5 separate regions of the Mus musculus genome follow, and regions 1, 2, 3 and 5 are each linked to region 4. The links are chromatin loops, found by intact Hi-C in ENCODE. Cell type or tissue: heart. All regions are shown on one strand. Each heading gives the region's core, and the rest is flanking DNA. Links, peaks and the distances in the headings are about the cores only.

Region 1 (6,250 bases), core at 741-5,740, 90 kb after region 4:
GGGCCCTGTTGGAGCCCTCTGGAGCCACTTTACCATATTTAGGGCACTGTGAGAGGGAACAGTGACTCACCAGTATAGATGTACAGTGAGTACTGGACAGTTCCAGTATACCACCAAAGACGGTGAGCCTAATCCAAGGTCACACAATAGATACACAGTACAGCAGGAACTTGTCTGCATGCTCTGGGTCTTCTTAGCCTCAGACGGGCCTCCTGAAAGAATACAGCCCAGACTGAGAGTGGCAGAAAGGGGTATGGGCATTAAGAAACCCACACCATCTCTCTCTGCTGCCCCAACTCCAACTCTTCCTATCACCTGCCCTACAGACATCCAGGAGTCTGCACATGACCCTGGAACTTCAAAAATTCCTTCAGAATGGATCTCCAACATAGCCCACAGAGAGTCTCTTCATTCTTCACTAAATTCCTGCCTTTTCTATAAAACCTAGCTCAGAGGCACAGAAAATGACCATGTGCAAAGCCACAGAGGAAGTTGTATCAAATTCCAAAGAATCTCATAGACCAAGATCTCTGACCACAAGGCAATGTAAAGAGCAGTGAACAAGAAAAACATAACTCTTCCTAGGATGAGAAACTAAAGTCTCACTTCTAAATCATCCAAGAGTTAGGGAGAAGCAATTACAAATGGCATTTGTAAAATATTTAGCACAAAATGATAAGAGGAGCTTGAGCAGTTTCTAAGTCATTTCCTCTGTGACATCATCCCTTACCCAACACTGTCCTCCCAGCTCCGCATCTAGGGGGCTGATCTCTGGGCTGTGGCAACAGGTTCCCTTGTCCTTGGCTCTTAATGGGACTTAGCTACGGGGAACTTGGCCAGAGAAGAGAGGGAAATGAGACCCTTATTGACCAGTAGTTTTTCTCTTGACTGCTATGATCTGGGTATGGTCTCCACCTTAGGCCACAGAGCTAGCTATAGCCTTCTCATATCTCCTATTCCCAGTGTACCTCAGCTTAGGGTTGCTGACAGCTATCTGCAGTCCTTGCTATCTCATTGGTGGTATAGTCTGTACATGGCTTCCCTACAACTAGTTACATCTATATGCAGTGCCACTGTTAAAGTCTCCTCAAAACAGGGTGCTCTGGGTTGCCTGTGAATATCCCCACCCTTGCCTAGCATTGGACCATCAGTGCATTATGTACCCCACTTCTATCTCTGAACGACTAAGCTCTGACATGGTTACCTGCATATGTTGTGTTGCAGCTGCTGATCTGTCAGCACCTGAAATCAGTGACTGATTCATCATCTTAATCTCAGCACACTGTCACACTCAACAAAAATGCTCTGATAATTATATCAAATTGACAGTATGTCAAATGTGAATTCCATCAACATGTAAAAGTTTATAAGAAATTTTATGCTGGAGAAGAAATAAGTCCTTACGGGGCTGGAGAGAGGGCTTAGTGGTTAAGGGCACTGACTGTTCTTCCACAGGTCCTGAGTTCAATTCCCAGTACCCACATGGTGGCTCACAACCATCTATAAAGGGATCTGATGCCCTCTTCTGGCTTGCATGTATGTGTACATGCAACAGAGCACTCATACATAAATAAATTTAAAAGAAAGGAAGAGAGAAAGAGAGGAAGATAGAGAGAAGCCCCTAGTCAAAGATGAGTCCTCAGTTCTAACCTAAAATTCTTTTTTAAAGAGGATTTATTTACTTTATGTATATGAGTACACCATTGCTCTTTCCAAACACACCAGAAAAGGGTGTCAGATGGTTTTGAGCCACCATGTGGTTGCTGGGAATTGAACTCAGGACCTCTGGAAGAGCAGTCAGTGCTCTTAACGGCTGAGCCATCTATCCAACCCCTAACCTAAAATTCTTAAGGATCTAAGTGTGTTCTCATGTGGTTGAGAAAGCAGACCCAGAGCCAGGGAATCCAATGGAGCAGTTGTGTCTCAGTATAAAGCCTCAGGCTCCAATGTCTCCGCAGTCACTCCTTCTCGCTTTCATGTCCTCCGGGATGTCTTCGGCAGCCCAGCTGCCTGCCTTGGCCTTCTGTGGTACTTACTTTTTATGCTGTAACAAAATACTAAGGAAAAGCTTTTTGTTTTGGCTCACAGTTTGAGAGTGCAGTCCACCATGGTAGGGAAAGTATGTCAAGACAGGCTCTAAGCTGTGACAGCAAGAGTCTGGAACAGTGGTGAAGAAATGGAGGTGGATGGACACCTGTGCTCTATTGGCTCCCCCACCCTCACCCACCTTTCTGTTAGTTTAGTTCAGGATGGCAGGAGACACATTCAAGGAGAGCCAGTCCTCCTCAGTTAAACAACCCCTTGGGAATACACACTCCCAGAGAGGCGACTCCTTGGTAGTTCCGAAGCTAGTGAAGCTAACAATGAAGGTTAACCATAGCACTCACCTAGTAGAACTCTGTCTTCAACCTCCTCACCCTAGGCAGATCCTGCAGACAGGTTCCTGGGGCCAAGCCATGGTATGCATTGAGCACTGATGTGGGATAGCAGCCTGTTTCCAGGGGAGGAATCTAGGTAGAAGAGTGGGTAGTGTAGATCAAGTATGCAAAGGTTTGGAGCCAGATGGAACAGGCTGGGAGAGAAGCCATTCTAAAGAACAACAGAGACAAAGGAAGATAGGAAATGGGTAACTTTGGATGGTGTGAGAGTCTACAGAACCAGAACCAGGTGCAAGGAAGGCGAGGTCTTCTTTGAACATTCTTTGGGAATGTTTCTGTCTGGACTGACCCAGTCCACGGCTCCCATACGTGTGCTATTCATTTAAGTGTTTGGTTGTTTTGGTTTGGTTTGGTTTGGTTTTGGTTTTGGTGTTTTGTTTTGTTTTGTTTTGTTTTGTTTTGTTTTGTTTTGTTTTTAAGAGAGAGAGAGACCATCTTACCACCTAGCCCTGGCTAGCCTGGCTGGCTAGCAGCCTGGAACTCAAAGATTTGCCTGCCTCTACCTCGCTAGTGTTGAAATTAAAGACATGCGCCATCCACCAGCAGCAGCCTCCAGTGGTGGGTTTTGAGTTGCTCTGTATGGCAGTGGACTGAAGCTGAACACATTGGCTGCTAGGAACTTTTATTGAATTCAAAGACAAGTGAAGCTCAGATAACTGCAGGAGGGCTAGGAAACCATTCAAACCACAGCGGTTTTTCTTTCTGCTTCAGGCGGAAGCTAAACTTGTTCCCATTCTACAGCCTATGAATCTGAGGCTATCTCCTTAGGGAAGATCCAGGCGGTCCTTTGGGGCGGCTCCTCAGTTAGTCCTTTGCCCTCGGGGAGACAGCGAGCCCGATCGGACTTCCCACTTCCCGGAAAGGCTAAAGAGAAGAGTAAGTATCCTGGGACGGGGGAGTCCCTTTCCCCGCCCCTCCCCGCCCCGTGGCCGCGGCGTGGCTGAGCCTGGGGCGGAGCTGGCGTCTCCTCGAGCACTGGCGGCGGGACGGCGGCCGCGGCCCAGATCAGACTGGTGGGTAGACGCTGAGACCCGCACGGCGGGATCACAGGCCGGAGGACGACCGGCGCGTTGCGGTGTGGCCGCAGGGACAGAGACCCGGAGCTGTCCACTCAGGCGGAGCGGGTGAGTGAGCGCCGCGTCTCCGCGCCCCCCAGGGCCCAGTCTTGCTTCCACTTTTAGTTCTTCTTGGTCCTCGCGTGGCACCTTCTGGAAGCGACTCCGGCCCAAAAGCAGGCTGGCCACAGTCCTCAGCCCAGGGTCCGAGGCTCTCAGTGTCCGAAGTCCGGGGTGGGGGTGGCGGTAGCTGGCGGTGGTGGGGGGCGTGTCTTCAGGAGCGGAAATGTCAGGCTGGCTCCTCTGGGTCCTAGGACCTGTTTGGCCCTAACAGCTGAAGCTAAGGGGAGGTTCTTAGGAGCTCGCGGGAGGTAGGGGCGGGTCTGGCTGGACAGCGCTGCGTCTGTCGCTCCCTCTTTCTCTGAGAATCTCAAACTTAGATCTTGTCCCGCAGGGCGTGCTAGGCTAGATTCTGAGTTCAAACTGGGACCATCTTCTGGCTGATTCTAAGCCAGACTAAGGAAGGAGCAGGTGTGTCCCTGGCAGGGGACGAGGTAAGACAAACAGGCAGTGTCAGTCAGCCTGTGCTCTTCATCTAGGAAGATTAAATGCTTGGTCACGGAGTAAGCAAACCACTGACCACCTACCTAGTAATTAAAGTGGGGGGTCCACAGGGAAGAGGAAGAGAGGCTCCGTGTGAGGCTGGGAGAGGATAGTGCTAACAGACGGGATGCCCTCTTAGCTTACCTTCCGTACTCACCTCCAAGTTTACTCTTTCTAGGAAAAGTCCTGGGGCCTAAAGTTCTATACTAAGGAGGTGGGGCCTCTCTACTCCCTTCCTTCACAATTATCTATATCAGGCCAGTGGCCAGACAGCAGGAAAGGGACACTTTGTACCTTGTCATAGGCTGAGTCCCTTTTTATACCAGTCCCCTACTTCTAACTTGCTGTGCAAATTCAGGCTCCTCAAATCCTCCTCCTAGGCCTCAGTTTCGCCATCTGTTCATGTGGGACGTACCACTTGACCTCTCAGCTATCCCAACGTGTGTGTGTATGTGTGTGTGTGTGTGTGTGTGTGTGTGTGTGTGTGTGGTGCTGTGGGTATATGAAGATGGGCATGCAGAGATGGAGGCCCAGAGCTGATATCAGTTCTTTCCCCCTCACTTTTCATTTATTGAGAGGCAAGATTTACTTTCAAAACTTAATTACATTTATTTATGTGTGTCCACACACTTGCTCATGCATGCACGTATGAGCTCGGGAACACACACATTTATGTGCGCATTACAGTGCACATGTGGAGGTCAGAGACAGTTTGTGGGAGTGCTCTCCTTCCACCATGTTGGTCCCAAGAATCAAACTCAGGCAAGTTTACCCACTGAGACATCTCCCCAGCCAACTCTAAGACTCTAGAGTCTAAGCTAAAGCCTAGCCACCAACTTAAGTCCTGACGGAGAGGGGTAGGAACAAGCAGTCAGAGAAGCCACACACAAGGTTGGGATCTGGAGGAAGCTGCCAAAGAAGGGATCATTCGGTCAGATAGAAAGAGAAAACAGAAACTGACCAGCAAAAGACACACAGGCAGGACAGTGAGGACATGTTTAGGGATCAAGAAGAATCCCAGGGTGGCTGCTGGAGGCCGGTGGGTCAGGAAAGGTAGGCTGTGGAATTGAAAGGCAGAGTGAGAGAATCTGTAACAATCAATCAGTAATGGGGAGGCCAAAGGAAAGCGGAGGCCTCAGAAATGCCTTATCCCCTCCCTTTCTTCCCCAGTCCTGCCCCAGCAGTTATCAATGAAAAAGGAAACTTGCTTCAAAGTTGAGTCAGAGGCAGTCAGAGGTAAGGATAAGCTTTCTCTGCCACTGTCTCAAGCCTCATTCAGTGTGAGGCTCAGGGCTCAGACTAACCAGGGCTGGGGGCAAGCCAGAATTTAGCATGGAACTTGAGCTTAGTTTATAAGTCTGTGTTCAGGGTCCGTGTTCAGTCTGTGGCTGTTGCAGTCTTGGCCATTGCCTGGATCTGCGTCCTCCAATAGCTCATGTATATTGGTGCGCGAGATGAAATGCCTGAGATGCTCAGACACCTACCTGTAGGGTGTTCAAGGATTCGCATGGACTAAATCCATGGTGATGCAAGCAAGCTAGTTTTGAAGCAGGGACAAGATCCCAGGACTTTGGGAGACTCTGGTGGATGCTCCCTGAAGTCTGTGCTGAGTCTGGGATCCTTCTATTCTAAGAGGTAACGCAAACATGCAGAAGGACAGGTAGGGTGAGTCTGGCTGTTCTACCCCAGCCCCCAGTGCTAGGTGCATACATAGTAGGCATGCTGAAAATCCATGGAGTGTTGGGTGCAAGGGGAAGGTCAGCGGCTCATACTGTTTGGGAATTGAAGGAGGGGTTAGCTTTGAGGAAAGGAACTCTAGTGTCTGTCAGAGGAAGTAACACTGTTCTGGGCCTGCCACCCTCCTCTTCCTGCAGAGCCTGCAGCCACACTTAAGGCCACTCAGCTGGCCTTGTGAGGGCCCTTTCCTCTTTCAGTGTAAAGAAAACGGAAAAGACATTTTTGGTAGAAAAGTCCCTTCTGTTCCCTGGGAATCCCCGGTGGCCAGATGGACTTCGGGATATCCCAGAGGAACTCAAAGTCCACCCCCCTCTCAAGTACAGCGCAGCCAGGCTCTCTCACTACACAGATGGCCTATGGGGCTTCCAGAGGATACCTTGTCTGGGGCCTGCAAAACCCTCTGTCACTTCTGTAAAG
Region 2 (6,250 bases), core at 901-5,900, 100 kb after region 4:
AAATCTATTTTTGTGAAAAGAAAGATTTTGCTATTTTTTTGTAAAATAAAAGATACAAACTAAAGCAACCACTGGTGGGAAGTGGTGTTCTGGGTGCCACACGTGTCTTGGTGGATTGTAGGAGAGACCGTTAGAGTGGGATTAAGACATTCTGTCCTAAGCTCCTGGACCATATGGGCACAGTCATGACTGACTAGCTACCCAGTGTGGGGACACCCAAGTTCTCCCAGGGCTCTGAGTCGTAGAGTAAGATAAGTCGAGAGCCTTGAGGATGTCGTAGGAGGGCAGTGCAGGGTGTGCCTCCAAGGTACTCATTCAAAGGAGGGAATTGTTCCTTGTTTTGACACTGGCAATGCTGGTTCATGTCAGGGTGGTTTGGAAGAACCGATGGCTAAAAGTGCAGTAGGAAATACAGCCCCAACCCCAACCACAGAACAAGGAGCCCCTCTCAGGACTCAAAGTAGGGGAGGTAGGGCAGGTTTCAATCCAGAGCATATTCCCCAGGAGACAGCTAGAACTCACTGCCCCTAAACCACAACCACTCAGACAGGAGTCAAAAGCAGCTTGGTTCTGAAGATTCAACAGAGGTCCTCTTATACCTTCAAAAGAGCCGGCAGGGACTCTACCTGAGAAGCTGAGGCCTGAGCTTCTAGCCTTCCCTCTATAAACCACTTTCTATTTTATGATCAGAAGTGGTAGACTACCAAGATGGCACAGTGGATAAAGGCACTTACTGCCCAACAATGTAAGCGTGATGACCTAGGTTCAATTCTCAAGACCCACATAAAGGCAAAAGAAGAGACGCCACTTGGAATGGGGTCCCACTCATGTCACATACACAGTAGTAATGATTTTTTTTGAGACAGGGTCTCGTTATGTAGTGCTGGCTACCTTGGAACTCACCCTGTAGACTAGGATGGCCTCAAATTCACAGGGATCCACCTTTCTCTGTCTCCTGAGTGCTGTGGTTAAAGGTGTGCACCTCCACACCTGGCAGAAGTATCATTTTAAAATAGAAGTAGGGGTGAGGGTCTGACCTCTAAGCTCCTTCATCCTCACCCTGTGAATGGACATGATAATAATCCAGCTAATACTCAACATGTCTCAAGTGATTGACACAAGTCTTTAGCCAGCTGCCTGGCTCTCCTTCCACCCACCCCACCCCCAGTATCTGCTCTAGAATCTGGAAGGTTTTCCATTTTGCTGTTCCTTCTAATGCCCAGAGCCCAGTGTTCTAAAAGAGTGTTTTCAAACCCATTACAAATCATTATCTCTTCAGTCACTGGACAGTCCAGCTGTTAGAAAGTCCATGTACGTTGTGGAAGAGTTAAATTTATCTCAAATTTGAGATGTCTGGAAATATGTTAGGAAGGACATATGCACAGACAGACACACACACACTTGCTTGGAGAGTCTGAGAAGGATGCTTAGAGGACAAAGAGGGAGAGCTTTGACCTTAGTAATGAGAAATAAGAAGACTCTCACCTAAACAGGCAAAACCTAACAAAAGCAACTTACCTGGGAAGCCAGGGCTTAGTTGTCTTGTTGGCTCAGGATCTGCATCCATTGAGGGGACAGGGAACAGGGAATAAGCTGTCACCTCCACCCTGGGGCAGAACATCCCACACTGACTAATGATGCTGGATGAACTCAGCGTTCATGAGCCCTGTGGCCCTTTTATATGTTCGTGGCTACCACAGTATGGAACTATGGAATGCGGTCAAATAGGCCAGAGGAAGGTCTGAGTTCTACATGGTTTGCCCTCCTTCCTGGGAGCACCCTAGAGCCTTTATCCAATGTTAATTAACCATCATGGTTGCCATGGGGAGGTGGGTAGTAATTTTGAGAATCTGGATCCCAATCTATGCTTGAGTGACCCTGGACTGGTTGGCTATCAAGGGTTGGGGAATAGACTAGAAAGGGCAGTGAAGACACGAAGTTTGGTGGGCCTGGAAGGTTATAAGTTGAAAGAGATTGCAATATCCAGCCTTTGAAGGGGACTCAAATTTGGAAAGGAAGTAAATACAAATGCTTGGGAAAAAGACGTCCCTTTCCAGTCTTCATCTAGATTTGAAATCTAGCAAAGTCTTGAATACTTCCACTTCCTTCCCTCATATAGTTGAACACATAGGCCAGAAGAGGGAATAAATGTGTTTTAGAGGAGTGATGGGAAACGGAGATGCTCTTTAAGCCCCTTACTCTCCAGACCCTAACAACAATACTGAATGGGATAGGGAAGTTTACTTCACCACACAAAAGAAAACTGCGTCAGAACCTGAACTGAAACCAAGCACCCCGTCTTCCCGTCTCAGGCATCTGCAGCCTGTGGAAGTGAGGCAAGGAGGCTGGTTGGGGTACTACTCTAATTAGTACACAGAGGGGAGAGGGGGAGAGGGGGGAGGGGGGAGGGGGAGAGAAGAGAGAGAGAGAGAGAGAGAGAGAGAGAGAGAGAGAGAGAGAGAGAGAGAGCAGAGAGGAGAGAGAGCAGAGAGGAGAGAGAAAAAGAAATAGATCTTTAAGAACATTTGTTTTAGCTGTTGTTTTAGCTGCTGTAGTGGCACACACCTTTAATACTAGCACTCAGAAGGCAGAGGCAGGTAGATCTCTTTAAGTTTGAGGCCAGCCAGGGTTACATAGTGAGACTATTTAGAAAAACAACAATTTAAAAAATTTAATTACCGGAAGTAATGAACTTCTGTATACGCAGACCTTTATAGAAATTTTACAGTCATGCCCGGTGGTGTGCGTCTGTAATCAGAGAACTCTGGAGACTGAGTCAGAAGAAAAACGAGTTTGAAGTCAAGTCTGGAGTATACAAAAGGCCTTGTCTCAAAAATAAACTTTACTTAACAGAGCTGCCCTCAGGTTTACAAGAACTCCGTTCTGGCTCGCAGAAGTAACTATTTGCACCTGCAGCGTCTTCCACTTTCCGCTTGTAAAAGAAACCCGCAACAACCAGAGGACGCTCTGATATGCCACGCCTGCGCAGTGAACTGGCCTTGCTTCTCGCCACGTGTGGCCCTCGGGGCGCAGGCGTGACTCCTCCCCCTCACGCCTCCTTCTGCTCGGGCCCTCCCCCTGAGTTTAGCTCCGCCTCTTCCGCGTTCTCGACGGAGACCTGCAGGTGGGGGTGCTCGCGGCCGTTCCCGCGGTGGTCAACTAAGGTAAAAGTGAGCCAGCGAGGAGTCCCTCGGCGGGGAAACGGGGCCGGGGTCTGGGGTGCGGCGCTGCAGTCGCCCGGGAGGGGCAGACAGGGCCTTCTGAGCAGCTCGAGGTTAAGACCCGGTTCTTCTGCGGAGGAGCAGCCGAAGGGGACATCCTTTTAGAACTGTCCTCAAAGCTGCTTCCCTGCCCAGACCGCAGCGCATAAGATCCTCTTTCGGACTCTCAGCCCGTGCTTATGGACAGGCTTGGGTTGTGACAGGTCCGGAGCCGGTGGGTACGGGCTGTCGAGGAGGAGCTCAGCCTATAAGGAGTTTGAGCCTCAGACCAAACAAGGATACACTCAAGACTGACAGGGCTCAAGACAGTTCACTGGCATGAGCACATTATAAAATATGTGTACTTCGTTGTGTTAAATTGGCGGTTTCCACTTATTTTGCAATATAGTATACAAATGATTCTGCCACACTTTTTTCAACAGAGAGGTGGGAGTGTGGGTAGGATGCAGTCTCTTTCCTATAGCTGTAGGACTGTGGACCATCAGAAGCTAGGTAAGAGGGTGGGAGTGCTTGACTTTGGGGGTGAGCTATGCTTTCCCCTCTCCTAGGAAGCATCCTAGAACAACTCATTTTTCTCTCTTAGAGCTTTTTAAAACGAATATAATAATGTCACTGTGAGGGTTAAGTATGCTTATATGTAAATTGCCCACATGCAATGGTACTGATACATACGATTGTGATTTCCAGGAAAGAGTGTTTTGATCTGGCATATTTCAGGGAGGCCCTGGGGGGAGAAGCTGATGTAACCTGAGCCTTGGAGCCTCTGGGATTTACACGTGGAATTGACCTTGCAGTATGAGGAGGGAGCTCAAACTTGTTGACCACAGGCCTTGTGCCAAGAACCAGCTGAGTGGTTGATGTATAATGTTTCCCTGGATCCCCAGCCATCAGAGAGCTGCTGCCCACTGTCCCTAGCTTCGGGCCTTCTAAAGGGCCTGGGCTGGAAGTACTGTGAAGAATAGACACGGAGTCAGGATTGTGTATAGAAGTGAACTAGCAAAATAAATAAATAAATAAAATAAAAAACAAAAAACAAACAAACAAACAAACAAAAAAAACAAGCTGGGCGTGGTGGCACATGCCTTTAATCCCAGCATTCAGGAGGCAGAGGCAGGCAGATTTCTGAGTTCGAGGCCAGTCTGGTCTACAGAGTGAGTTCCAGGACAGCCAGGGCTACACAGAGAAACCCTGTCTCGAAAACCAAAAAAAAAGTGAACTAGCCAGGAAGTTTGGAGCCCCTTCGGAGCATCTGTTCCCACCTCAGTGTTCCTCTTTCTATAATCCAGGGTCTTTGGCTTGCATAGGAGTGTCATTTCTCTAGTGCAGATTTGGCAGTCAGAGGGCCTGGCACCAGCCAACCCAACCATGGAGAGAGAAGTTCTGAGAAGAAGCTGGCAAATTGCAGCACATGTTTAGCTAGGTCTCCTGTTGTGTGGTCTGTAGTTATTCAATAATATGGCACCTTCTGCAGCTTCTTCACGGGTGCTCACACCACATCTTTGGTGACGCGTCTCATCCTCCTGCTGGTTAGATGCTCCCAATCCAGTCTCCTGTAGCAGAGACTGAGCTTCCTATAGACGTCTTAGCAAAGTCTGTCTTGGGGTACATCACTCATATGTACCCCGACTACAGTTGGTGGCAAGGAGCCAAGTCTATGTCACACCTGCTCTTCATGGTACAGGACTGGCACATAGTAGGTCTCTGTAATGCTTGTGGTCAAATGAGTCAGTGCCTTTTTTTTTTTTTATCCCTCTTTGGTCTTTGTTTTACAAGCCATCAAGATTAGAAGGAGACCTCATGTTTTCCTTCATGGCTAAGGAGGGCCCTGGTTAGATGGATGTTGCCCTACTTACAGGCACCAGAGGCACAAAGGTGCAGGAATTCTTCATGAACCAAGATTCTTCACTGCTGTTATTGATTTCAGGCCCTGGCCTTGCTGTTGGTGAGTTTAGTTACAAGAGAAGTCGTGCAGTGTTCAGGGACCTGTATAGTCTGTGATATAGTTCAGGTACGAGAAAGCTCACAGGTGGCTGACTAATCAATTGTTCTGCCTTTGGCCTTGGTAAACAGTAGTCTCTTCCATGTGGGACCAGCAGCTACAAATTCACATTTTTCCTTGCCAACAGCCCCAACATATGGAATAGAAAGTTCTTTGTGTGTGTGTGTGTGTGTGTGTGTGTGTGAAGGCAGAAAGCATAGGAACCATCTAGTTACACTACCTTTATCTTGTGGATAGGGAAAGACTCAAGCAAGATTTCACAAGGACTCAGTCAAGGATAGAGAGTTCTGGAAGTGATATGCCCAGACACTTGTTTTTTCTAATTCTACTCTAGTGAATTAGTTAATTTGAGACAGCCCTGAACCTTGTCTCTCTGACTGATCTGGAATTCAGGATGTGCACAGGCTGGTCTTACACTCAGATCCACCTACCTCTGCCTCCCACATGTTGGGGCTAAGGTATGCCACACCACATCTGACCTTATTTGTATTTTTTAATTGTGTACATGTACACATGAATATAGGTTCCCAGGAAGATCATAAGAGGGTGTTAAATTCTCTGAAGCTGAAATTTCAGGTCATTTTGAGCCATTTACCATGAATGTTGGGAACTGAACTCAGGTCCTTTGCAAGAGTAGCACATGCCCTTAACTACTGAGCCATCTTTCTGGTTCTCTACAAAATTTTTAAAAAAGAAAGAAAGAAGAAAGAACTTAAATGAATTGATTTTAATTCTTTGAGATGGACTCTGTGATACCCAGGCTGGCATCAATTGCTAAGTCAAGTTCGTACCCTGCTTATGAGGGCTCCCAAGGAGTTCTACACGGTTGGTGAAGCTAACATTTATGACATACTTACTATGGACTGAGCTATAGTTTTGTTTCTTTTTTTTTAAAGATGTATTTATTTATGTGAGTACATGTTGCTCTCTGCAGACACACCAGAAGAGGGCATCAGATCCCATTACAGATGGTTGTGAGCACCATGTGGTTGCTGGGAATCGAACTCAGGACCTCTGGAAGAGCAGTCAG
Region 3 (6,250 bases), core at 731-5,730, 47 kb after region 4:
CCTATTGTGACTCCTGACACTCTATGTTACTTTTGTATCTCTGTGACCCATATACCAGACAGAAACAATGTTAAAAGGAAAGGTTTGATTTAGCTCCTGTTTCAGAGGGTTCTATAGTTGCTCAGTCCCATGTGAATGGGCGTGCCATCATGGCTGTGGTAGAACACGTGGTAGAAGACAGCCATTCACATCACAGAAAACAGCAAGCAGAACTCAGGACCAGAACCAAGGTCTGGGCTATAGCCTTCAAAGTCTTACCCCATGTGACCTTCTTCTGCCCAACCTCTTTAGTTTCCACAGCCTCCCAAAATAGTGCCACTGGCTGGGGACCAAGTGTTCAACACATGAGCTTATTGAGAACATTTCAGATTCAAACCAGAGCAGGCACTATTTACAGAGTTCTTCCCAGAATGCCTTTCCCTCCGCTCTACCCTATTTGCCCCTGCTTTTCCTCTTCTTTAGCTGGTGTTTTCCACCATCTCCTGGTCTCTAAGTCTTGGCATGCTCCAGGGCTCAGTCTTTAGCATTCTATCTATGTTTCCTTCTCAGTGAACTTACCCACATTTATAACATTAAAGAACACAAATGCACTGATGACTCACAACTGTAACCTCCAGCCTGGAACATACCTCAGAACTTCAGATTCACATACCCAACAGTTTGGCTGGCATCCTTCCTTGCCTATCTATCAAGTTATACTTGACCTTGGGCTTTGAGGTGGGACAAATTACTCACCCTTGGAGGTTTCCACATTTGCTCCACATACTCCAAGTTCCGCAGTCAGAACGATCCTTTGAAGAGTAGGCCATGTTACTCCTCTGCTTAGACTTCCCAGATCAAAAGCCAGTTTTTAACCATGACCTTCAAAGCCCTGAGCAATTTAGCCACTCAACTCTGTGTCATCTCTACCTCTGTCCCCTCCACCATGGGGATATGCTTTTGCTATTTTCAACACTATAATCCTGTCTTACATTTGCTGTTCCCCTTAGCTAGTCTGTCCCTGCAAGTATCATACAAGTCGTTCCCTCATTACATTCAAATATCTGCTCAGGCAATACCCTATTTGTGTCTCTCATATCTTCCTTTGCTTTTCTACTTACGAGTGTTTATCTGGTTCCACTAAAATGTAAATTCCATGGGTTTCTGTAAACAAGGTATTTACATAAATTCTATGGGTTTATGTAAACATTGCTGTTGCTGTGATAAAAATAGCAATTTTTTGTGAAGCAATTTATAGACGGAGGCCTTGTTTTGTTTGTTTTTTTGTTTCGTTTTTGTTTTGTTTTGTTGGTGGTGGTGGTATTTTTGTTTGTCTGTCTTATGGGTCTAGAAGGGGGGAGGGGATCCATAATGACAAAGGAGACATGACAGCAGGTGGCTGGGGTACGAAGCTGGGAGATCACATCCTTATCCATATGCAGGAAGCAAAAAGCAGTGCCTGGAAGTGGGGAAGCCTACAACTCTCAAGCCTACCCATTGATATACTTCCTCCCGCAAGCCTCCACCTCCTGAAGGTTCACACCCTCCCCAACAGGGAGCAAGAATTCAAATACCTGAGTCTGTGGGAGGCATTCCTACCTCAGACCACCAGAGGTCTAAAGTTTTGGATAGTTATATCTTCTGTAAGAAGTAGACTGGGGCCCGGCGTGGTGGCGCACACCTTTAATCCCAGCACTTGGGAGGCAGAGGCAGGTGGATTTCTGAGTTCGAGGCCAGCCTGGTCTACCGAGTGAGTTCCAGGATAGCCAGGGCTATACAGAGAAACCCTGTCTCGAAAAACCAAAAAAAAAAAAAAAAAAAAGACTGGAAAGGGTTGGGGATTTAGCTTAGTAGAGTGCTTACACAAGGCCCTGGGTTCAGTCCTCAGCTCTGGGTGGGGGAAGAGTAAAGATAGACTATAAGGAGGAATGGGGGAGAGATGGCTCAGCAGCTTAAAAGCACTTGCCCTGTGAGCCTGGAGAGCTGAATTAGATCAGCTGGAAAGGAGTTGGAAACTGGAAAAGAAGGAGAGAGCCTATTTCACAAAATTGTCTTCTGATTTCCACATGTGCTTCACCACACTTGAACACAATTTTTTTTTTTAAAGGATGGGGAGGTTTCTCTAGAGGTCTCTTTGAGGCGCTGAGAGAACTGAGTTCCAGATGAGGAGGAGGCAATGCATGCCTGTTTGAGCAGAGGAAACAGCACGTGGAAAAATTCTGAGCCAGGTACAGGCCAGCAAAGTCAGACTTCCATATCTCCCAATGCACTGTCCCAGCATCGAGAGTCTGATGTCTGAGCGCAGGCTGTATTGAACAGAGTTTGGAGTCCCTGTTCCTGCCTCGGGAGAGGTTCCTATCAACTAAGGTCCAGATAAGGACTTCCATGTGACTGCCCTCACATAAGGTCTGCTTTGGATGGTAGCAGGTGAGATACCATTGTTCCTAAGCTCAAGTTTGGTTCAGCAAATGAAGATGGTGACATTTTGGTTGAGAAGGGGAGAGCCCAAATAAAGACTTGTCCAGGATAATTCCTTATGTCTCTGAGGAAAGTAGTTCAATTAAATGCCAGGAAGGAACCCAGACTTCAGAGGCATTGCGTTTTTAAAAAGCTTAGCTTTTAGGTGGAACTTACTACTTTAATGGTTCACAGCCTGTTTAGCTTCTCCATCTGTAAAATGAGGTTAATATCTACTTCATAGGGTATGAGGCCAATGGAACCTTCTGCAAATAGACACTGATAAAGAGAAGCTTCAGCTATGATGTTCAGACATCCTTTGCAGCTAAAGAAACTGTTACAGCTAGTGCCAAGTAAATTTAGAAAAGGGGCAAGCCCTGTGAGAACCCGAAGATGCAAGCCAGCTTTCCAGAAGCCTGGCGCGCAGAGGCTGCTGGTCGGGGGTAGGGGGTGGGGTGAATCCTGGCAGACTCCCGGGAGGAGACGCGCCACGACACCCCTAGAGCGGGTGGGCAGAACCGGGAGCTGCCAGCCCGAAGCGTCGTTGTCCCTTCTCCACTCCAGCACCCGGAACCTTGAGCGCGCGGAACCTCGGTGGCGGAACGCGGGCCTCGCGGACCTTGCGGGAGATGGAGCAGGCGCGCGGGCCGGGGGCCGAGGCTGACGCGCCCGAGGAGGAGGAGGGGGAGTCGCAGGCGGCCATGGCGGCGGTAGTGTCCGCTGCGGGTGGAGCGTGCCCCGCAGTCCTGCAGGTGGCGGGTCTCTACCGAGGCCTGTGTGCAGTGCGCAGCCGCGCCCTGGGGCTGGGGTTCGTGTCACCGGCACAGTTGCGCGTGTTCCCGGTGCGCCGGGGCTCGGGCCTGCCCCCCGAGGGAGCAGACGGCAGTGGGGTCAGCGAGCTGGAAGCGAACCCCTTCTACGACCGCTACCGGGACAAGATCCAGCAGCTGCGCAGGTGCGGTCCTGGTCGGGTGGGGGTGGGGACTCACGACCGGCGGGCAGAGCTTCCGGCATGCACTACTCTCCGGGACGGTGGGCTTGCCCTGGCCCTGCTATACCAATAGTTTGTTTCCAAGTTCAGAGAGGCCAGGCCACTTGCCTAAAGTCACATCTCTGCAGACTCTTTGGGTCTTTCCACAGTCGTCAAAACACTCTTTAAAGCCCTATGAAGAAGACAGCTCAGAGAAAGTTGTCCCCTACTTAGGAAGATGAAAATGAAGACCTTCAGCGAAGGCATTTGATTTGCTCAAGGTCACATGTTGAGTCAGCAGATACCTGCCTGAGAGATCAAGTTCACAGGCTCTCCCAGCTTAGGGCCCTGACTGCCTGGACAAGGAGACTGGGATTGTGGCAAAGACTGATATGATAATGTTACGTTTGTATTGCCCATTGAACCCTCTCACTAAGGAAATGTAGGGATCTGGAGAGAGGTAGAGTCTTGCCCGAGGTCACACAGTTGGTTAAGGTTTATCTGACTGTAACCAGGGTTCCTAAGGCGTCAGCTTCCAGAAGGTAAACCGTGAAGATGAAAGAGGTGTGGCTTAGTAGAAGAGAACTTGCTTACTATGCACTGGGCCTTGAGTTCCATCTCCAGCACTGAGGAGGAAAAGTGTCGTAGGGTTATGGCTGTTAAGGTAGGTAGAGTGGGTGCCTAGTTCCAGGACGAAGGATGAAGGTAAGGAATGGTGGTCTGAGAGTTTGGTGCTATAGGAAGGCACTTCTGAAAGGAAGCCAGACGTTACCGGCTAGAAGTTCTCTGCATTTTGTCTCATTTTAATTCCACTCCCTTAAGTTCTTCGTCTTCACGCGGGGCAGCAGCATCCTCTAACTAGGTGTACTGGCTGGTTTGGTGTGTCAACTTGACACAAGCTGGAGTTATCACAGAGAAAGGAGCTTCAGTTGAGGAAATGCCTCCATGAGATCCTGCTGTAAAGCATTTTCTCAATTAGTGATCAAGGGTGGGAGGACCCATTGTGGATGGTGCCATCCCTGGGCTGGTAGTCCTGGGTTCTATAAGAGAGCAAGCTGAGCAAACCAGGGGAAGCAAGCCTGTAAGGAGCATCCCTCCATGGCCTCTGCATCAGCTCCTGCTTCCTGATCTGCTTGAGTTCCAGTCCTGACTTCATTTGGTGATGAACAGCAGTATGGAAGTGTAAGCTGAATAAACCCTTTCCTCCCCAGCTTGCATCTTGGCTATGATGTTTGTGCAGGAATAGAAACCCTGACTAAGACACTAGGGTTTACCACTTCTAGCCCTGGAACCCTCCACCTGTCTGTCACTTTACCACGAATAGAGTGATCTTCTAAGCTTTTTGAAGCAATGATGGAATAAATGAGTGAATACTTTTGCTCTCCTTCAAACATTAGATAGTCTCAAATTGATTTTAAAATAGTACTTGACCTGCAGTCCTCTCCACCCACTTCTCTCTGATCCCTTTAATACACAAGTGTCTCCAAAGAGGTGTCTCATCTCACTGAGTACTTAGTGGGTCTATTCAGACTTACTCAGGGGCCAATAATGGTCTCTTTCCTTCCTTGGGTCATTCCCATCAACATTTATACATACTAATATTTCAGAAAGTGAGTTTCCCAAGGTGCCCCATTGAATTCTTCAGTGTCCAAACTGCTTAGCGCTTGATGTAAAACCTTCACATGCTAGTTCTCTGCCACTCTCTAGACCAATCTAATACCTAAACTGCAAATACTATGGTCTAGGTCTAGCTCTTAAATCATTGGAGGAATGTGTTCCAAATATGGGAAATAATAACACAGTCAAAAGTACAGTCATGAAACCACCTCAGTCATTTAAGGATGTTTGAGCAAAATTTTGTTACGGTTATAATTATCAGCAGTGCGTTTGTACATATTTATGTATCTGTCTATACAACTAGGTAGTAAGTTTCTTCAAGTAGGGACAGTGTGTTAGCTATTTTCTATGTGCCTAGAGCACAGCAAGAGCTCTCCTGCGCACGGTGCCCCTGTTTTCTATGCACTCACCATGGCAAGCTCAGGTACATCCGTGCTTATTAGCTGGGCTGACCCAGTCCTTCCAGAAGAAAAGAAAAGATCAGCCCATCTACATAGTAGTGAAGACAGTGACATTTGGTGTCACATCCAAACAGTTTTTGGAATAGGCAGTACCCTATAATGTCTTGACTATGAAGGTCTACCAAACGGTTAAACAAGCTATCCTTGGCTCCTCACCCAAACTGTTGTGTGTCTCCCAGGCAAGTAGCTAGAGTTCTTGGATGATGTTTTCATCTACGATTACAAAGCCACGCATCCCATAATCAGCTACACATTCTGACGTATCCTTAGTAACAATGGCTGCCTCAGCCTAGCCTTCAAGCCTGAAGAGCATCCCCATTTTAAGATAAAGGATGAATTCTGGTGTTCTGTCTGATAGGTCAGGGAGATGCTCAGGTACTAAGGCTTCTTCCAGAGCATCCATTTGGAGTACAGGATCTGATGGTGGGTATAGAAGGAGACGTCAAAAATTAGATATATTCAGGTAAAACCTTAACACTGAGTAGGCACGCTGTAGGATTCCTGCCTGTGGAGGTAACCCAGCAATATGACTTGACAGTATTCTTTCTCTCTTGAGTGGCTTAAGAACCTAAGAAAGCGAGCCCTGCATCACCTGAGCGAGTAGCCTGCAAAAGAAAAATAAAGCAAAAAAACAAAACAAAAACAGTGTTGCACTGCTGATCCCTAGAGGCTTACCTATAGCTGAGTAACTGGCTTTGCTTTCCACTGCCTTGACTTTCAGGCTTATACCCTGTTCTTAACTGAATGCAAACCCTTTAGCCTCATG
Region 4 (6,250 bases), core at 560-5,559:
GTTTGTGATGATAGAATGATATGAGACTGTGCTTTTCTATGGCCACTAGCCACATGTGTCTACTGGGTAAGGAGCCAGTGGTGCCAAGGGAACAAGTAGAACAAAGCTAAATGGGACATTTACCTGTACATTTGGCATATGTGGTTTGTAGCTTCTGTGCTTGGTTGGAGCAGCTCTAGAAACAAGAAGGGACAATAAAAAATGGGGCATCTATACCACAACTCCAGGCTTCAAAAGCATCAGCCACTGTCTCCTGCAAAGTAGATGTTTATTTCAGGTACAGAGTTGGGAAACAACCCCAGGAAAGTCCAACAGCTGTCTCCCGACAGAGCTGGAATTGCAAACAGGATTAAATCTCATGACTCCAAAGCTCTCTCCTACCTCTGCAGTACTCTGTTCACATATGTGAACATGCCATCGCATATCTAACAGGTGGTTGTAATTAGGTGCTTACCACTGGGTTCCACACTTAAAGGCAAATCAAGACACACACCTGGGCTTTAGGAGGGCTTCCTCAGGCAAAGGCAGTGTGCAGCTGCCACAGTGAGAATATAGGGATTTAAATCACTTTGGTTTCCTTCCAGGTAGCTCAACGCACCATGTTATAAATATCATTGACGTCTGCTGAGTTTCCAGTTTATATTTTAGGCCATCGTTCCTGCCCAGAATTCCCTATGGAAATACCAAGCAGCCTACTGGATTTCGAATTTAGATATCAAATCATCGGCTTCTTGACCTTGTCCCCAAACCTTCCCCCTTCTCGACAAATGGCAAGGCTCTTCTCACAGCACCGTTCCGAACTTCTAGGGTTGTCCATGGCTCCTTTTTTTTTTTTTTTTTAATTTTCTTTCATCTAATCCACCGACAAATATCTTTAACTCTATCTACAAGAAGCATACAGCATACTGGCCATCCCCACTACTGCCACTCCGCTGTCCTCTTCATGTCTATCCAGACCGAAGAAATACTTGGCTCCCTCTCTTTTTGTTGTTTATTTTCCAAACAGTAGTCAGAGTCATCTTTTTTTTAAAAAATTACTTATTTTTAATTTTATGTGCATTGGTGTTCTTCCTGCGTGTATGTCTATATGAGGGCCTTGGAGCTCCTGGAACTGGAGTTACAGACAGTTGTGAGCTGCCATGCAGATGCTAGTAATTGAACCCAGGTCCTCTGGAAGAGCAGTCAGTGCTCTCTTAATCCCTGAGCCATCTCTGCAGCCCCTAGAGTCATCTTCTATAAACTGAAAATTCAGAGTATGTTCCTCAATGGTTTTTCAAACTCCTTCTACAAAACCCTGCAAGGTTTACTTCCTGATGTTTCTGTAACTTCATTTCCTATCACTTTTTTTTTTCCAAACCAGGTCTTTCTGAGCACTCCTTCATGATACCATTTTACTTACTCTCTGGCTTCCTAAGGATCTATGCCCAAAAATCCCTTCATCAAAGACAACAGGCATGCCTCACCCTATCTTATTTGGGTTTCCTTCATAATATGCATCCACTTCTAAAGTGTAATATGTGTGCCTATTGTTGCTTTCATGCTCAAATACAAGCTGGAGCAGATGAGCAGATAAAATAGAGGAAGCCCAATTGAATTTAAATTTCAGATAAACAATGAATTATTTTTCAATATGAAGTTGTCATAGATATTGGAGGGCTCTTATAATTTAAAAAAAAAATAGCTAAACCAGGTGTGAGGATGCATGCCATTAATCCCAGAACTCAGGACCAAGGCAGGCAGATCTTTGCGAGTTCAAGAACAGCCTGGTCTACATAGCTAGCTCTAGGGCAGCCAGGACTACATAGAAAGCCTCTGTCCAACTCCCTCCCCCCTCCCCAAAAATCACTGTTTATCTGGTATTGGAAATTTACTAGTGTTCAGTATTTTATTTGCTAAATCTGGCAACTCTATACAGAAAGGAAAACACATTGGTTATTGTGTTTATGGCAGCATCCCCAGAGCTAGAATAGTCTCGATATTTCACCACCAGTAAATATTTATTGGATGGATGGGTGGGTGGGTGGATAGATGGATAGATGGGTGGAGGGATGGATGGAAGGACGGATGAATTATTCAACTGGGCCATTAAAACAATGAGCCTAAAGAACCTAAGAGTAAGAGGGATGGAGTCTTTCAAGAACTTTTCAGAAGGTGGAGCCTCGGGTGCCAGTCCCCGCCCCTGCTTCTCAGCAAGCAAAACTCTGCCTCCGCTGTAAGTTGATGCGGTCAGCCGCGGTCCGACAGGGGCGGGGCCTACTAACTGTGGCTCCAGACCCAGCACGAGCCAGAGCCGCGGCCCCTTTAACGTTCCACCTCCCCAGCACCACACGCGCCCTCCTGCGTGACGTCACCAAGGGGCGCCCAATGGGGGCGCGGCTTACTGGCAAGCCTTGCCCGGGGCCGCTGCCAAAGGGGAAGTGAGCTAAGACTGGAGCTATGGCCCGGGTCTGGAGCCTGCGGCGGCCGCCACCGCCAGCACATCCAGAGAAGTCGCGACCGAAGCAGGGGCCGGAGACGCGGCTGGACTGGCCGCGGCGCGTGTGAGTTGCGGAAGTCGCTGGTGGCGGAACACTTCAGGCTGGCGGAGCGGTGGTCACCCCTCATCACTGCGCCCCCTCCAGGCCCTAGCAGCAGGGCTCCCGCTCCTCTCGCGCGGGTCTCTACAAACTCAGGACAGAAGCCACGGGAAGGTGATCATCCCGAATCCTGGTGGGCGTCCCGGCCTGGGAGTTTTCTAGGCGCCCAGGCAGTGTTGGCGCTCTCCTGTCACCACCTCTCCAGTTAAGGATCAGCGAGTTCCCACTGCCTGCTCTGCAAAGTCTCCTCTCCTCCCATTCAAAAACAAGTTTATTTTCCTTCTGCATTGGGAATCTTGTCCCAGAGATCTAAAGTACCTTAGTTTTGTGTATCTTTCTCCCGCTTTCTGGAGCACTCCTAGAAATATTGGTTGCCTACACGACTTAGAATCTCGTGCTTGACTTAGCGGGTTGTTTTGTTTCGTTTTCCTTTTGACAGGTAATAGTTGTTTCAGAAATTTATCCATTTAGATCTCCAGTTCCTTGGCCATCTCTATGTAACTTCCCCCACCCCCCATCCCCCATCCACCTGAGTCCAATTTTCTCTGGGCTCTATTCTCCAGCCCTCAGTAGATCTGGTCAGTCCCACCTCTGGGTGGGAGTGATCAGGGGGCTCAGGCCCAGGATTTCCAACCCTGGAAGGCAGCTCCAAGTCAGCGAGAGAGTTGGGTGTTGGCTACGAACCTGGCAGCTCAGGAGTGGGCCCGCCACTCACCCCCCACAAAAAGATGAAAAAGCGCAAAGAGCTCAATGCGTTGATCGGCCTGGCTGGTGACCATCGGAGAAAGAAGACCAAGCAAGGCTCAGGCAGCCACCGCCTGCTTCGCACTGAGCCTCCTGACTCAGACTCAGAGTCCAGCACAGACGAAGAGGAATTTGGAGCAATTGGAAATCGCTCTCGTTTTGTCAAGTGAGTGTAGCAGTGGGGAGGGCTGAAATGGGCAAAAGGCATCTTGCACTACTACCAGCCGGGCAAATGGATGAGAAGGAGAGGGGAGTCCCTTGGAAGAAAAAGGGAAGTAGGCCTTGGAAAACAGGGAGAAAGGATGTTGGACAGGGCAAGTTCTAACTCTTAATAAAGAGTAAGCAGTCACTCTAATGTCTAACAAGAGCTTCAAATCTAGGGTGGAAGTGTGGACTTGGGGAATGGGCTCATAGCCCAAGAAGGAATTAAAAAGGTTACTCATGGAGACAGAGGAGCAGAGAGGCTCTTGGGGCTAGGCATTTTTAAAAAGTAGGTCAAGGGACCTTAAGACCAATACTCGTTTTGTGTTTCTTAACCAGCTTAGATATTGGTGATAGGAGAATATGGTGAAGGGCTTACTGTTGAAAGTGTGAACCTTCGATAAATAATATGGGGGTGGGGGGAGCAGTCTTTTTTACCAAACCAGTTTCAGGTAGAGCAACCACTAAACAAATGAGCTTTGAGGATTGGGGGATTAAGAGGTCAGTTTGTGAGGCAACTGAAGGAAACCTCAGCCATTTGGACCTGTCAGAGAGCAAACTAAAAGCAAAGGGAGTCCGTTGGGGTGTAGAGACCAGAGTTAGGCAAAGGGCTTGGGTCCTAAAAGATTTGTGATCTTTTAGCGGGCTCAGAATCTGTGTGCTTTTGTTAAGACTGGTTAGTTAAGGACTTTTCCAAGTTTGTGTTGTGAAGGTCATCTGATGAAGTGTGAGTCTCGAAAGTTGCCCTGCTGCCTTAGTTTAGAACTGAAAACTAGATGAAGTTTGATGTGAAATCTAGTGTGCTTCTATTTCTGTACTGCCAAGGCAGTTAAGTTAAAGAATATCAGGTGTCCACTTAAGCCAGCAGATCTAGTTTCTCTCATTCCATTTGCAGTAAAACTTGGTCAAGAGTTTGTGAAGTTTCAATAAATGAGGCAAGGTCTCCTGGGCTAAGTGAGCATGTATGGGGGGGGTGAGGGTGTGGAAGGGGATAAATTACAGTGAAGGGATAGAATTCCATAGAACCACTCATTTTTACCCTTCTTTCTGTCCATTCTTTCTTTTTATCTTATTACTACTAAGGATTGAGCTAGGTTCTAGTAGTAGGCATAGAACTTGGCAATCCCTCTTCCTCAGACTCCCAGGTACTTGGATTGCAGATGGGCCACTGGGCCCTTCTTGTCATTTACACTTCTCAAACCGAGTTCTGCTCCAAAGACCACCTTCCTGAATTGACAGCAGTGATCTAGAACCTGCAAGCTCTTCCCATGGCCCACGGGAACTCCCTGTTTCCTGTGCAGTTTGAAACCTTTGTACCCCGTAGAACTTTTCACGGGTCATATTCAGTAATTTGCAACCTCCTCCTATTAGACGCAAGTGTGTTATCCTGTGATCCTTGGTAAATTCATTGGTCATTCATTAGAGAAGATAATCGCATAGGAGCATACTGTTGCTAATAAAGCTGTTCTCATCACAGCTACCTTCTCGCTCATTGGTGAATGTTTTCTTCCAACAGGGGAGACTATGCCCGATGCTGCAAGATCTGCTGTCCCCTCTGTGCCTTTGTCATCCTCGCAGCCTGCGTTGTGGCCTCTGTGGGCTTGGTGTGGATGCAAATGGCTCTCAAGGAGGATCTGGATGTCCTCAAGGAAAAATTTAGAACAAGTAAGTGGTCAGGTTCTCTTCAAGTCTTGGGGGAAACTGGCCCATGCTGAATTAGGAATTTGCCCGTTCTGGTAAGCAGTTGTGCATCTTGTTCTGTACACTAGCTTAACTGTCGGCTTAACTGTAGTAGCACTTACTTGCTTTTCAACCCATAAACAAGCCCAGTGGTTATGTACCATCTGACAAGTAGCGTCTGAAATTATGACACTGCAGTTAACTCAATGCAAAGGGGAGCAACTGTAAACCAGAAACCTGATTATACTCAACCTACAGCCTAGCCCCAGGTACAAAGTGGCTGTTGAAATACCACAGTTTCCTTCTACCTTACAGAGCCAGCAATTAAAATGTGGAAGCATCTGTCAGGTGACTTCCTCTTTCAAAACACTGTGTAGGAACATAGGAGTGGACAGCATTTATTCTAAGAGCCACCATTTATGAAGTGTCTGCTTGTGCCAATTGACAAGTAAATTGTTCCCCAAACAGGCCTCTGACATAGGCATTATTTTGCTCTCCCCACTCCCCCGTGTGTGTGTGTGTGTGTGTGTGTGTGTGTGTGTGCGTGTGTGTGCGCGCGCGCGCGCGCGCGCGTGTGTATGCACATGCCTGTGCAGTGGTAAAGATGAGAATTACTATTTGTGTTCTTAGAAGAGGAAGCTGGCTGGGCCAAATGGTTCAATAGGTATAGACACTTGCTGGCAAACCTGAGTTCATTCTCCGAGATCCACCTGCGCTGGAAGGAGAGAACTGACTCTTGCAAGTTGTCCTCTAACTTCCACAGACATGCTGTGGCATGCACATACATACATACATCCGTACACACATATATACATACATAAATGTATGTTAAAAACAAACAAGCTGCCGGGCAGTGGTGGTGCACACCTTTAATCCCAGCACTTGGGAGGCAGAAGCAGGCGGATTTCTGAGTTGAGGCTAGCCTGGTCTACAGAGTGAGTTCCAGTACAGCCAGAGCTACACAGAGAAACCCTGTCTCGAAAAAAAAAAAAAAAACAAGCTTAGAGAAGTTAAGTAGGTTGTTTAGCAATTAAGTGTATACAGCTGAG
Region 5 (6,250 bases), core at 606-5,605, 110 kb after region 4:
CTTGTGTGCATACACACATACATGTTATATATAATATGGACATATATAATTATATAACATATACATGTGTACATTACTCTGACATTGCTGTTCTCTCTCTTCATTGTCCCATCAAGAAGCTGGAAGTTAGGGCAGTTGGGTAGATGTAGCCTTTGTCCCCTGTGGCTGGAAGAGAGGGTAAGCTTACTATAGGAGGCCAGTCTGGGCACTAAAGGAAGCCTGAGTCACCCCAGCAGAGGCAATGGCACCTATTAGACATCTAACATTAGAATTCCATCATAGGATTCCAAAGCATGACACCACAAACGTGCTCGGTGGGAAACAGTCCATTAAAATGCCAATGGCTTGATAGAAAATCTCACCTGACTCGGGTTTCCCACACCTGTCTCCACAGTAAACAGGACTAGAGCAGGTGTTTATTTCCTTTCCCACAGCCTTCAGCAAGAGTTGCAAGCAAGGCCCCTCCAGTTCACTTGCCAAACAGAACGACAGTATGGTGTCTCTGGAAAGTGGTGTCTAATTTAGCTCCTCCCAGTTTAAAACCCCCTGGCCTTGACTTAAGCAAGTTCTTATTGTTCTGTTGCCCATGAATATGGAAAAGTTCCCTTTGATTATAAAGGGGGATGAGATCAAGATTTTCTTATGAGAACCTTTTCTGTACCTAAAGACAAAATCCAGTTAGGCCTCATCTTCGCTTCTGCAGGCTACACCGCCTGGATGCTTTCACCTCATCCTCAAAACCTGTTTTCCATCGCTCAGATCCCATTGGTTATGCTGCTTTTCTCTCTCTGAGGGTTTCCCTCTTCCTGGCAGTGACCCAGACTCTGCTAAACAGAGCCTAGCTAAAAAAGTTTAAGGGGAGAATGCTTCAGAAGTCTCACTGACTCAGTAAGTGACAGCTTTGTGTGAGGTGAGGGACCCAGAGCTGACTCAAGTGAGTCCACTCTGTCCTGGCTCAGCCTAGGGGAGGCTATGATGAAGGATCCCAGGCAATCTGGGTAAGTTACGCACACTGCAGGAAGCTGGAAGTTAGGGCAGTCGGGTAGATGTAGCCTTTGGCCCCTGTGGCTGGAAGAGAGGGTAAGGGTACTATAGGAAGGTAAGTCTGGGCACTGAAGGAAGCCTGAGTCACCCCAGCAGAGGCATGGCACCTATTAGACATCTAGCAAAGACTTTAGAGGCTCAGGTCTGGCTTTTGGGATCAAGGCTGAAAACACCATTAACCTCAGCCTTTTCTGTGTCCCCCAGATGTTCTTCATCTTGAAAGCCAAGTGATGGACCCATTGTGTTCCGTGAGTCTCAAGGTTCCTGGTAAAGAGGGAAAGTGGCCCAAGGAAATTAGGAGTGACAACAGAACAGTCAGGCTAACTGGACTCTTAGACTCCTATGTATATAACTAAAACAGCCAAGCCCCTCTCTGCTTTTGTCCTTCGTGGATACCATGTTCTCTTTTGCTGTAGTTTCCAGAGTGTCCGTCTATGTTGTTTTCCAGAGCTATAGTTGACATGGGGAGGCTGTCTCACAAGGTGTAATAATGGGAGTTATGGAGTGCCTCTTAAATTGTAGACTTTGGTGTCACAGTCTCCTATCTCACAGCATATGTTATTGTCCCTGTTTTGTAGATTATGTCAGGGAGAGGAGTTAAGATGCATGTCCCGTGCTGCTAGTGTGTGCCAGGGCCCGGGGTATTTGAAAGCCCATCTGCTTTATTTCATCAGCTCTAGACTGGCTCCAAATGACTGGGAATAAAGAGTCTATCATGGAATTCTGAATCTTGCTTTTGTTTTGTTTTGTTTTGTTTTACATTAGACTAGTTGTTGGCAAATTGTGGTTTGCCAGCTCTTTTTGTAGGTACCACAAGCTAAGAGTGCTTTCTTGAAGTTTTTAGTGTTTGGAGATGGAGAATCAAAAGGAGATGAACATTTCATGAGACACAAAAAGTATGTGAAGAAATTCAAACTGTGGTGTCCAAGATTAAGGTGTGGTTGGCATATGTCATCATCATTCATTTGCATCCAATTTGTGGCTGCACTTTTCCCTAAAAACGGAGCAGATAAAGCAACAACCAGATGGCGCACACAGTGTGAAGTATTTACTATCTTTTTAAAGTATTATTTATTTACTTTTATTTATATGAGTACCCTATAGCTGTCTTCAGACACACACCAGAAGAGAGTGCATTGGATCCTATTATAGATGGTTGTGAGCCATCATGTGGTTGCTGGGAATTGAACTCAGGACCCCTGGAAGAGCAGTCAGTGCTCTTAACCGCTGAGCCATCTCTCCAGCCCCAGGATTTATTATCTTATCTGGCCCTTTACAGAAAAATAATCGCTAGCCTCTAGTAACACTAAAGGCAGCAAGTTAAAGTTCATGGATATTCAAGGCTGACCCTGGAAGGTTACTAGTGGGAACAGGAAAACATACCAGCCAAACTCCCTTGGGCTCTAGAAATAGTTTTGCTGAGCCTGGGAGAATCCTTTGGGAATACAAAGCACAATAGTTAGGGCTGTCCAATGTGCTGAAGTCTCTCACAAGCAGCGAGCAGGAAACTTTGTGAATGGAGTGATTCATTCAGATCCATGGGAGCCCTTTTGTGCCAGATGCTGTATTAAATGCTAAAATATCTAAATGAAAATATATACTACATCCTGTCTTTAAGGAGTTTACAGGCTGGTGGGAAACTCATGGTGTGGATTTGTGTTGTAATGGAATAATGGGAGCTAGGTGAGATGCTGGAGTGAGTACGAAGAGTCTAGACTACTTTTCGAGCTGGTAGTGTCCTCTCGGGAAGTTGCTGTGGACCTTGACAGATAAATGGGAATTCCTTTGTCCAATTCTCTAGAACTGGAGTTACAGATGGTTGTCAGCTATCATGTGGGTACTGGGACTTGAACTCATGTCCTTCGCAAGAGCATCAAGTGCTCTTAATCACTGAGCCATCTCTCTGGTATGAGGATTCGTTTGTAAGGAGCTATAGACAAGGCTGAGGGAACAGCCTGGCAACCTGAGCATTTGGAACTCACACGGAGGTGGGGGGAGGGAATACTTAATGGTTCTGACTAGGTAGCTGAAAGGATGATGTAATCGGATAGAGAAGAAGAGAAATCAGGAGGAAGGAAGCTGCCGGTAGGGGCTGCGACAAGTCCAGCTTGGCAAATGTGATTTGAGGTAATGTTGAAACGCATCCAGTTTCCACTTAGGCACAGAAGCTCAGAATTCACACTTAAGCACATTTTCAGTGCTTTTGCCTAGAGAAAAGAGGAAGTGCAAGTGTGTTTCACAGAGCAAAAGTTGAGCAACTTTGACACATGATAACTAAAGCCAGGGAGTTAAAAACAGCACCATGCCTACAGAAAATGAAGTCATCACTTTGGGAATCAGCAATGATTGTTTTTGGCACAAAAGGGACTCTATTCTTACCACCTGCTACTCTCAGGGGCTGCTTTATCTTGCTGGCACTGTTACCCCTCGCCTGTGAGGCTTGGGCCTGGCCACCAGGAACAAGCTCTTAAGCACCTCTCCCAAGCGAGCAGGTAGGAAGCGTCAGCTTGAAACCTCTGTGTGAGACTCTCAGAGCCGAGAGAAAGGTCTACCTCCATCTTCATGGCAAGATACATCTTATACTGCCTAGAATCCACAGTGGGAGCAAAGCTGATTTTTTTTTTTTTAATTCAGATTTCCATCGGTCAGCTTTTAAAGCCCAGGGACATCTGTGACTCCTGTGTGTACACCTGCTTCCAAGTGTCACTCACAGAGCTGGGGCACTTGGGTTGATCAGCATCTCCTCTGGTCTTCTTGGAGAAGCCAGCAGTTTCACACTCTCTCTCCTTCCTCTTCTTGAAGATCTCTGTGCTGGAGGAGATGAAGCAGAAGCAGGTGGCAGACTAAAGGACACTGGCTGGACAGAGACCAGCAGATAACTCCCTGTGGCTGGAAGACACCAGTCTTGGGATTCCTCTGAGACTCCAAGTTAAAGAACCTTGTGGGTAAGATTGGATGTACCGTTCACCCCTCCCTTTTCTTTAAAGCCTTATCTTTATTTAATTTGTGTTAGTTGGGGATGAGAGTGCTGTATTGTGGCTATCACAGGACAACTTTCTCAAGTGTCAGTCCTCTGGTTCTGCCATGTGCCTTCCAGGGTCAGACTCAAGTCATCAGGCTCGGAGACAGGCTCCTTTATCCAAGGAGCCATCATACCAGCCCTCCACTTACTTTTTTACATTACGTTGAGTTGAACATTTCCCATATTTCCAGAGAAAGGCGTGAGTTCAAGGTCATTTAAGCAGTTGATGGCTTAGCCTTCTCAGGTCTCAGTAACTTCCTATAACAGTTACATAGTAAATAAGATCACAGCCCTTATGGGACAAAATGGCAGAGGGACAGAAGGAAAATAGAACAGTAAGTAAAACATGTAAGATAAAGTTGCCACACCGTAACAAAAAGAGACAAAGTTCAGCAGAAGTGTCCAAGGTAAAATTCTTGTGTCCCTTGAGTCTTGTTCTTCCCAAGGAGATGTTGGAAGTTCTATCTGTGTGTTTATATCCCAGACACGGCTCATATACTGAGGTTGTGGCATGTTCTGGCTTTTGCTGTAGCCGGAGGCCTCATCATTGCCAGGCAGGTTTTCTGTCAAGCCTCAGTGACTGATTTGGGACACATAAGGGTTGAGTAAGGTTGTTTTAGCCTGACCTGTGACATAATACCAGCTGCTGGATGTCACCTGTTGTCACCTGAAGCCTCCTGCTGGCACTGCCATCTTCCCCTGCTCCCCACCTCCTGAGCTCCCGTTCCTCAAGCTCTCTTCTGTTGGCGCTACTGTTCACATGGCTGCCTTTGGCTAAAAGCGTAGCTTCATACACCTGCATTGAGGCCCCACTCTGTGGCTGGCCCTGTGTTAGAGAAGAACCCTCTTTCAAGGGTGGTCATAAACTGACCTCCTCCTCCTCTGTCTCCAGTCGTTTGGCAGGACAATTTTGGCCTCTGTGGTTTCCTCCCTCATTCTATAGCATGCCCTTCCTGTCCCTGCCACCGTTGTCTCTGGTGTAAGCCTTCCTTATCTCTCTCTGGCCTGCTGCAGCCGCCTGTCTAGCCTATCTCTGAGTAACTGCTGTTTGCACTGCATATCACAGCTGGCTTGAAGGCCACAGTGCTCCTGGCTCCCTCCTCATTGCCCAGCACAAAGGTTCACAAGTATGCCACACAGAACCCCTTCCAGGGGATCTGCAAGACCAAAAGCTTTCAAAGTCGTGGTCACGGATTATTTGTTGCTGTGCTGTGACAGTGGGAGGTTAAGGCAATGGCACAGAGCTGTGGCCCTGCCCATGCTGTTCCTCACTACCACCTACGTAACAGCCACTTTCACTTAAGAATGCCCTTGACAAAGCAGCAGAGGTGTTAATTTTACAGAATCTCACCTGAGGACCATCTTCTAATATTCTGTATGGCATATAGAAGATGCACTTACAGGATACTTTTATGCAGCAAAACACAATGATGAAGTTCCAAGAAATGTCGCTAGCAGGACTGTTTGGATTGTTAGCTGAGTAAAAAGCAGCTGTTGCCATTCCTCCACAGAAGAATGATTATTGGTTATTAAGGGTGGAAAGAAGACAGGGACCAATGTTAGCGGAGGGCCTTGTGAACTATATTAATGAGCTTAGATAGCTAGCTTAGCCTGCTTTTCTCAGCCCTTATATTGTGCTCCCTACCCAAGCCCTGCCCTTTGCTACTGCTTGTTTTTGTATCCTGTAAGCACACACTTCCTGTTCCTGCTTCTCTGTCCTTCTGATGTTGTACCTCCTACCAGGAATTGCAACATGGCTGTAAAGGCTCCTGGTGACCCCAGGATGGGAGCAGAGGGAGAGGATGAGTCTGAGGTTTTGGCTCTGGGTATCTGAGTATCATAGCCCTCTTGAAGGCCTGCAGAGTATCACCCCATGCCATTTTCATGCAGCTGATTTGAACCACATGGCCCCGCCCTTCCACACATGAAGGTCTAAAGGAGAAAAAAAAAATCCCTCCAGCTCTCTGGAATCTCACAGACAGTCCTCTGACGGAGCTCATTGTATAGATGGCTCCTGATACTCACTGTCTGTTCAATTTGACCAGCTTCTGCTCAAATGTGCCTTTCTTTTTCCCTTATGCCTAGTGATGTTTCCACAAACCACATCTACCAACTCCCAGGTCAGACGGGAGGAGATTGTCACCTTACACTTCATTCTTGACTGCCATGAATAATGTGCTTAGA

The links. Peaks named below come from ENCODE experiments on the same cell type or tissue, not always from the same donor. Only the 100,000 strongest peaks of a DNase experiment are listed, where the experiment ranks them.
Region 1: a loop joins it to region 4, with 2.4 times the contacts of the local background. A loop is called at or near these places in 18 of 42 quality-filtered maps.
Region 2: it touches region 4 in a loop (2.3-fold over the local background); 19 of 42 quality-filtered maps call a loop at or near these places.
Region 3: it touches region 4 in a loop (2.1-fold over the local background); 7 of 42 quality-filtered maps call a loop at or near these places.
Region 5: a loop joins it to region 4, with 2.7 times the contacts of the local background. A loop is called at or near these places in 13 of 42 quality-filtered maps.

The regions. Positions count from the first base shown.
Region 1 is chr4:115,824,680-115,830,929 of GRCm38, forward strand. It overlaps Mob3c (MOB kinase activator 3C), which reads left to right and starts at 3,401. Exons shown (of 4, transcript NM_175308.5): 1 at 3,401-3,562. In heart, for the core only: no CTCF peak of the experiment used is centred there; DNase peaks (open chromatin) are centred at 3,332 and 3,782; H3K4me3 peaks cover 2,356 bases; H3K27ac peaks cover 1,463 bases.
Region 2 is chr4:115,836,118-115,842,367 of GRCm38, forward strand. Mknk1 (MAP kinase-interacting serine/threonine kinase 1) reads left to right here and starts at 3,081. Exons shown (of 13, transcript NM_021461.5): 1 at 3,081-3,164. It overlaps Mob3c (MOB kinase activator 3C), which reads left to right. Exons shown (of 4, transcript NM_175308.5): 4 at 1-68. In heart, for the core only: a CTCF peak has its summit at 3,146; DNase peaks (open chromatin) are centred at 2,314, 3,064 and 4,064; H3K4me3 peaks cover 2,021 bases; H3K27ac peaks cover 1,183 bases.
Region 3 is chr4:115,781,914-115,788,163 of GRCm38, forward strand. It overlaps Atpaf1 (ATP synthase mitochondrial F1 complex assembly factor 1), which reads left to right and starts at 3,093. Exons shown (of 9, transcript NM_001369233.1): 1 at 3,093-3,391. The coding sequence starts at 3,138. It also overlaps a transcript of Tex38 not described here. In heart, for the core only: a CTCF peak has its summit at 3,160 (motif pointing right); a DNase peak (open chromatin) is centred at 3,148; H3K4me3 peaks cover 1,839 bases; H3K27ac peaks cover 1,494 bases.
Region 4 is chr4:115,735,355-115,741,604 of GRCm38, forward strand. Efcab14 (EF-hand calcium binding domain 14) reads left to right here and starts at 2,416. Exons shown (of 11, transcript NM_001368627.1): 1 at 2,416-3,486; 2 at 5,038-5,186. The coding sequence starts at 3,305. In heart, for the core only: a CTCF peak has its summit at 2,611 (motif pointing left); a DNase peak (open chromatin) is centred at 2,287; H3K4me3 peaks cover 1,975 bases; H3K27ac peaks cover 1,164 bases.
Region 5 is chr4:115,844,374-115,850,623 of GRCm38, forward strand. Mknk1 (MAP kinase-interacting serine/threonine kinase 1) reads left to right here. Exons shown (of 13, transcript NM_021461.5): 2 at 3,847-3,989. Among named protein-coding and RNA genes, the nearest start is that of Mknk1, 8.3 kb to the left of the region's middle. In heart, for the core only: a CTCF peak has its summit at 3,141; DNase peaks (open chromatin) are centred at 2,496 and 3,218; H3K27ac peaks cover 1,724 bases.